Linked DNA regions of Mus musculus: region 1 is linked to region 2. Evidence: chromatin loops called from intact Hi-C (ENCODE). Cell type or tissue: heart. All regions are shown on one strand. Each heading gives the region's core, and the rest is flanking DNA. Links, peaks and the distances in the headings are about the cores only. Region 1 overlaps Gm41562 (a long non-coding RNA gene). Region 2 overlaps Dnah8 (dynein, axonemal, heavy chain 8).

Region 1 (2,929 bases), core at 115-2,614, 100 kb after region 2:
CGCAGTCTCTCTCAGGAGAAATCAGTAACACAAATGGCAAATATCTTTTGCCTCGGGCTACTTTTCAAGAATCTGAGCTGAGAGCCAAAGCTGTAGCTCAGCAACAGATACCTGTCTACCTGCCCAGCATGAGTGAGGCCCGGGGTTCAATTCCCAGTATGAGAGAGAGGGAGAGAGAGAGAGAGAGAGAGAGAGAGAGAGAGAGGGAGAGGGAGAGGGAGAGAGAGAGAGAGAGAAACATGCCGAATGCACACAGTCAAAAACACAAATGATGCCTATACAAAAGTGTTCATTCACGTGTCGCTTGTAAGAGCAAAGGAATAATGTCCACCGATGGCAGGACAGCTGCTAAGTGAAGCTCTACGCAGTTGAAGAGAGACAAGAGCACCACGGAGAGGCTCTGAGAGATGATGACTCAGTAGCTAAGAGCAAACACCAAACACCGCTCTTACAGGTGACCTGAGTTCAATTCCGAGCATCCACCTCTGTCTCAGGGGATCCGACACGCTCTTCTAGTCTCTACAGGCACTGTGCTCACATGGGCACATCCTCACTCACAGGCACACATAACCGCAAGTAAAACAAGCCTTTGAAAAGCACTGCTGTGGACTTGCCCACCAGGTGTGCCATCGAGTGGAAATACCTGGTGAAACGACAGGTACATCACATTCCTGCCAATGCTGCATATCTGGATTAAGGCAGTGGCTGCAGGTAAATCTTCACTGAGCTGTGCATTCGAGATAAATGTGCTTCATGCACAAGGTGCATCTCTGCGAGGTTTTCCCTACTTAGAAAGAGGTAAAGGAGTGAGAGGAACCAGGGAAACACAGACAGTAGGCATGTGGGCTGTGGAAAGGAAGGGATTTATGAAGTGACGGGAAAGAGTTCTTTCTTTCCCTCCCTCCTTCCCTGCCTTCTCCCCCCACCCCTTGGGAAGACCAAAGCATGTCTAAAAGCCAACGACTGATGAGAAGATCAGTCAAACTAAGATTTAGCTACATACACGTGATGATAGACACCTGCAATCCCAGTCCTTGGGAGATGAAGGCAGAATAAACGTTGTGTTTGAAGCAAACCTGGGCTACATAGCCAGTTCCAGGCCATCCTGGGCTACGTAGTGAGATTCTAACTCCAAAACAAAACAACAAAGAGAGGAAGAGAGTTCTCATAAGAGAACGCAGAGGTAGAATCAGGAAGACGCACCCTAGGAGACTGGGAAGGTGGGAGAGTCCAAGTACGAGCAGGGCTTAGATACAGAGGGACATCCCCACTGTCCCAAGCACAGAAGGGGAGGAAGGGGACGGCACAGAAGGCTCACGGGATTGAGAACAGCACATATAGTTGTCTTCCATAAATGTGCTACATGGCTTGAGGTAGGAACAGAGTGGAAGTAGATTTTAGAAAGGGGAAATATTTGAAATAGTCATTCAGGAAGTAGGATAGGAAGGGAATGTAGAAGCTAGTTAGATACTGAGTCCTTATCCAGATGGTCACATGACTTTCTCCAGCAGGCTTCCATGGAAACAGAAAGATGGCTCTGTGCATCTCCATGCATGCTTTGCCAAATGGGCTGGAGGAAGAGGTGGGACAGAAAGACAATTGAGGTCATGGGACCCGGGTGTTCCTGAAGTGATAGGCCTGCAGCCTAAGGTGATCTATGGTGAGGCAGGGAAAGCAGAGGGCTGGCTGATTTGAGGTAAATGGAAGGCATGCAGGGTTGAGGTCCTGAACTGGCCAAGAGGCAGGAGGTTGTAGCCAGCAAGGGGATGTTTGAACTGCTGGTGTGGGTTATCTTCATGATCTCCTGCTAGACAGCTGGGGTGAAATGAGAGTTTCTGCTACTCTGAGATAAAACACTGTGAGAGTCAGTGTTTTCCCTAGAGGTTTTGAAGAACATTACCAGGTCTCAGGGTCATGTGCTAATAATGGAATATGTGTAAATATATGTGCATACATGTGTACATGTATGTATGTTCATGTGTATATTTATATGAGTACAAGTATATGTTTATGTATCTACATGTATATGCATATGTGAATACAGGTGTATATATGTGTGTATATACATGGGTACATTTATGTGTGTACATGTGCATAATTCTGTGTATATGTACATTTATGTGTTTATGCGCATGTATATGTGTGTTTACATGCATGCACATGTATATATTTATATGTGTATACATGTGTGTATATGTGTATAATGTGCATATTTATATGCACATGTACATGTGTATGTTTATGTGTATGCATGTATGTTTACATGCATGCATATGTATATATTTGTATGTGTATGTATGTGTATGTTTATGTTTGTACATGTGTATATTTATGTAAACATGTGCATATTTGTGGGTATGTACATGTATATGTTTACATGCATGAACATGTATATATTTATGTGTATGTACATGTCTGTATTTATATGCATGTATGTGCACATTTGTGTGCATATAAATATGTATGTTTATGTATCTGTACATGTGTGCAATGTGTATGTTTATGTGTATACGCACATGGGAATATGTTATGTGCACATGTATGTTTGTAGGAGGCATGGAGGTCCTTGTGTTCATAAAGAAGTGCTAAGGTAGTGTGGAATATTAAACACGCAGGTTTCTTCCTTCAAAGGGAGGGATGTATAACCTGATACCCATACAGTGACTGGGAGTGGATGGGATTAATAGTCTGATGAACTTTGCACTGTCTGAGTATAGTGAGACCTTACAGGATGGATCCTCCCCAGACCCTTTTCTCGGTCAATCTATAGAACACACGTTATGGAACATGTTCCATGTCCTTTACAAAGTTTCAAGGTCGTCATGTCTGATTTGTATTTCCGTTGTTCCTCAGGGAGATTGATGTAAGCTTTGTCGTGGCGCATGGGATTGAGTTATCACCAGGAAAGTTTTCACCAGATTTCAAAATC
Region 2 (2,929 bases), core at 143-2,642:
ACACACACACACACACGATTCCCATCTTTTATCTGTGACCTATGTTGCAGGATTTGTGTCCTGTTTCCTTCTTTGGTTTTGCCTCTGCTTTTGAAGGTAGAAGTGTTGCTTGCCATTTGGCCTCTCTCCAAAAGGAATGTTCTAGTCAAAATAATCTTTCAGGCATCTGTGGACAGCCACGTTGCTACCATGAGTCGCTGCATCCGAGAGAAACCATAGGGGCCACAGACATCAACACAGGTGAATGCCAGACAAGTCAGGGGTCCTCTTTAATGAGACCCAGCTCAGCACATCCTTAGTCACTGATGGGCAAAGCACACGGTGGCAAAGCACCAGACTAATTTTCCTATATGAATTCTCTCAGGTAACTCAAGCTTCCAAATGGATCCATGGCCTCCTTGATACTCCCCTACTGCTACCTCTTCTCTTCTTTGATGGTTTCCAGGGCACTTAGAGCACAATGGAATCTATTGCCACCTCTCTAACCTTATCTAGAGCATCCTCAGTAGAGCAACCCTATCTAGAGCATCCTCAATAGAGCAACCTTATCTAGAGCAGCCCCAATACAGCAACCTTGTCTAGAGTCTTAAAACATGTTAGAGACCCAGACCTGGTGGGTAGATCCAGGGATCTACTGTGTGGATACTGACCTAAATCAGGGATGGTGATAGGTGGGACAAAGTGGCAGGCCACGTCATAAACCAGATCTGACAGGATGCATTGAGCATATTGCCAAGGCCTACAACTTTCTTCTATAGCTTATGTTCATTCATTGCTGCTCAAGGATGGCAGAGAGAGGGTTCTGGAAGACATCCGGCAGGCTCTCTCTAGGAAGCCTAAGCTGGCACCTTCCAAAAACTGTGCCAAGAGCTTTGCTCAGAGCCCTGGGTCTCTTCCACTGATGGAGAACTCTTTCGGCTGGTGATGCCTGTCGGCCCCGGGGCTTGTTCACTTAGCTCCTCGGATCTGGCTGAGTTCCCATCTTCCCACTTGGTTTCTGCTTGGGGTTCCCCCATTGCTGAGTCTCCTCTTGCCTGCACTTCATACTCTTGTTTCCAGTTCCTGCCTCACCAGGCGACTGGCCAGCTGTATCCCGCAGCTGTGTTTGGAAAGTTACCAGTCCCCGGGTGAGTTTTGTTTTGGGGGTTTAATTCTTCTTTCCCTCTGGGCCCTGAAGTATCTGGCGACTAGAATCCTACCCCCCAAATGATCTTGCTTTAAAAATCGTTAGGTTTTCTTTTCCAGAGGCTCCTGCCTCCTGCTCTCTTGTTGTTCCCTGATGGCCACCAGGAGGCAGTAAGCAATAAGGGACACATTTTCTAGCTACAAACTACCCCCCCCCCCCTCTTACCCCAGCAAGTCTCAGTTCTTCAGGGGCTATGTAAAAAATGGCGTAATCCAACACGCCCCTGCCACATCTGACCTGGGAGGTTGGGACAACATAGGATTTAAGAGTGAAAGTGTTCCCGCTCCCAAGGGAAACATAGAGCCTCATGGGGTGTGTGTGTGTGTGGGGGGGGGGGTGGGCAGAAGGAGGGGAGTTGAGGCAAAAGTCAAAGCCACAAGACAAGGACTCTACAAAGCAGCAGCTTAGTCGGTGTGAATGTTCCCAGTCAGAGGACTCACTATGCCATTCAACAGCAATCTTGCTCCTACATAGTCCCATGGGTGTCATGGGCCATGGTGAAGAATTGTCCCCTGTTTATGAGGACCTGCCTTCTGAAGTTCACGTCCATAAATCTCAAAGGAGAGAAATCTGTAGAAGGGAATCACGGGCCTTCTCCCTCTTTGATCTTTGTTTCAAAATGCAGAGCCTCTGAAGGTGGTGGTGGAGGGAGATCACACCGAATTAAATGCTTTAAAATAAGTAAAATCTCTCCCACGAGGCTGGCTATCTCGGTGACAGAGGCTATAAAAATGTACAGTGTATTCACATTTTATTATCTAGATTTATAAGGTACCAAAGACTCCGCAAATTCCTCTATCTCGGTGTCAAAAGCAGTTATTTATTTTGTCTCTTTTTCTCATTAGCGGGTTATGCATATTTTTCTACCTTCCAAAATTTATCAAATGCCTTGTTACCGTGTTTCAACTCATTTCTATGCAGGGCAAATATAAACACGTTCCTCTTAGAATTAACTGGCAATTTTTGAGTTTTGGAATTTTTTTTAAATTATGCTCATTGATATTTCATGTGCTGATCTGGAAATAGCTGTGTGCTGATCCCTCATTAGGTGGCTGATTGTTTATTTTATAGGCTGTGCTTGCTATCTTTCAGTTGTTTTGCATTTTTTTTTTTTTTTTTTTTTTTTTTTTTTTTTTTTGCTATTTGTGACTCCCAGTTCCCTGAACCGCCAAATTACGGCGGCCAAATAGCGTCTCCTCTCACCTTCATCCCGAAGGGAAATCGCCAGGAAGTAACTCAGGACTGAAGTCGGTGGATTATGAGTCTTCATGCTTCATCTCGAAGCATCTGTGGAGACTGTTCTCGCCGAAAGCCCTTGGGATCTTGAAGCATGTAGAGGTATTTGCAATTATCCCTCGGAGCCCGCTGACTAGGCACTTGTCTTTTGCATCTTTGCAAACATAAAACCACATCGTAGAAAAAGGAAATGCAAGGCGGACAGCCCTGGAATGCCAGGGAAGGGCTTTCCGTGTCTAATAAAATGGGTGATGGAGCGACCTGGGGAGCTTGTCACTCAAAGCGGGTCAGCTCTTCAGGGTTCCCCACTAATACCCAAGTTTTGAAGGTTCTTCTTAGATAGCTTCATAAGAGAATAAAACCACCCACCATGAAAGTGATTTTTAGGGGAGATGGAGCAGAGGCAGCGGCTGCAACTCTATCAGGATCCTCGCCCAGGGGCAGCCGTGAACTTGACCATTGACGGTATACACAGCCAGCTCCCAGCTCTACACTAGTGTGTGATAC

Evidence for each region. Peaks named below come from ENCODE experiments on the same cell type or tissue, not always from the same donor. Only the 100,000 strongest peaks of a DNase experiment are listed, where the experiment ranks them.
Region 1: it touches region 2 in a loop (2.7-fold over the local background); 15 of 42 quality-filtered maps call a loop at or near these places.

What each region holds. Positions count from the first base shown.
Region 1 is chr17:30,947,008-30,949,936 of GRCm38, forward strand. All of the region lies in intron 1 of Gm41562 (a long non-coding RNA gene), which reads left to right. Among named protein-coding and RNA genes, the nearest start is that of Gm41562, 2.7 kb to the left of the region's middle. In heart, for the core only: no CTCF peak of the experiment used is centred there; a DNase peak (open chromatin) is centred at 1,561.
Region 2 is chr17:30,843,385-30,846,313 of GRCm38, forward strand. All of the region lies in intron 88 of Dnah8 (dynein, axonemal, heavy chain 8), which reads left to right. Among named protein-coding and RNA genes, the nearest start is that of Gm41561, 13 kb to the right of the region's middle. In heart, for the core only: a CTCF peak has its summit at 1,272 (motif pointing right); no DNase peak of the experiment used is centred there; H3K27me3 peaks cover 424 bases.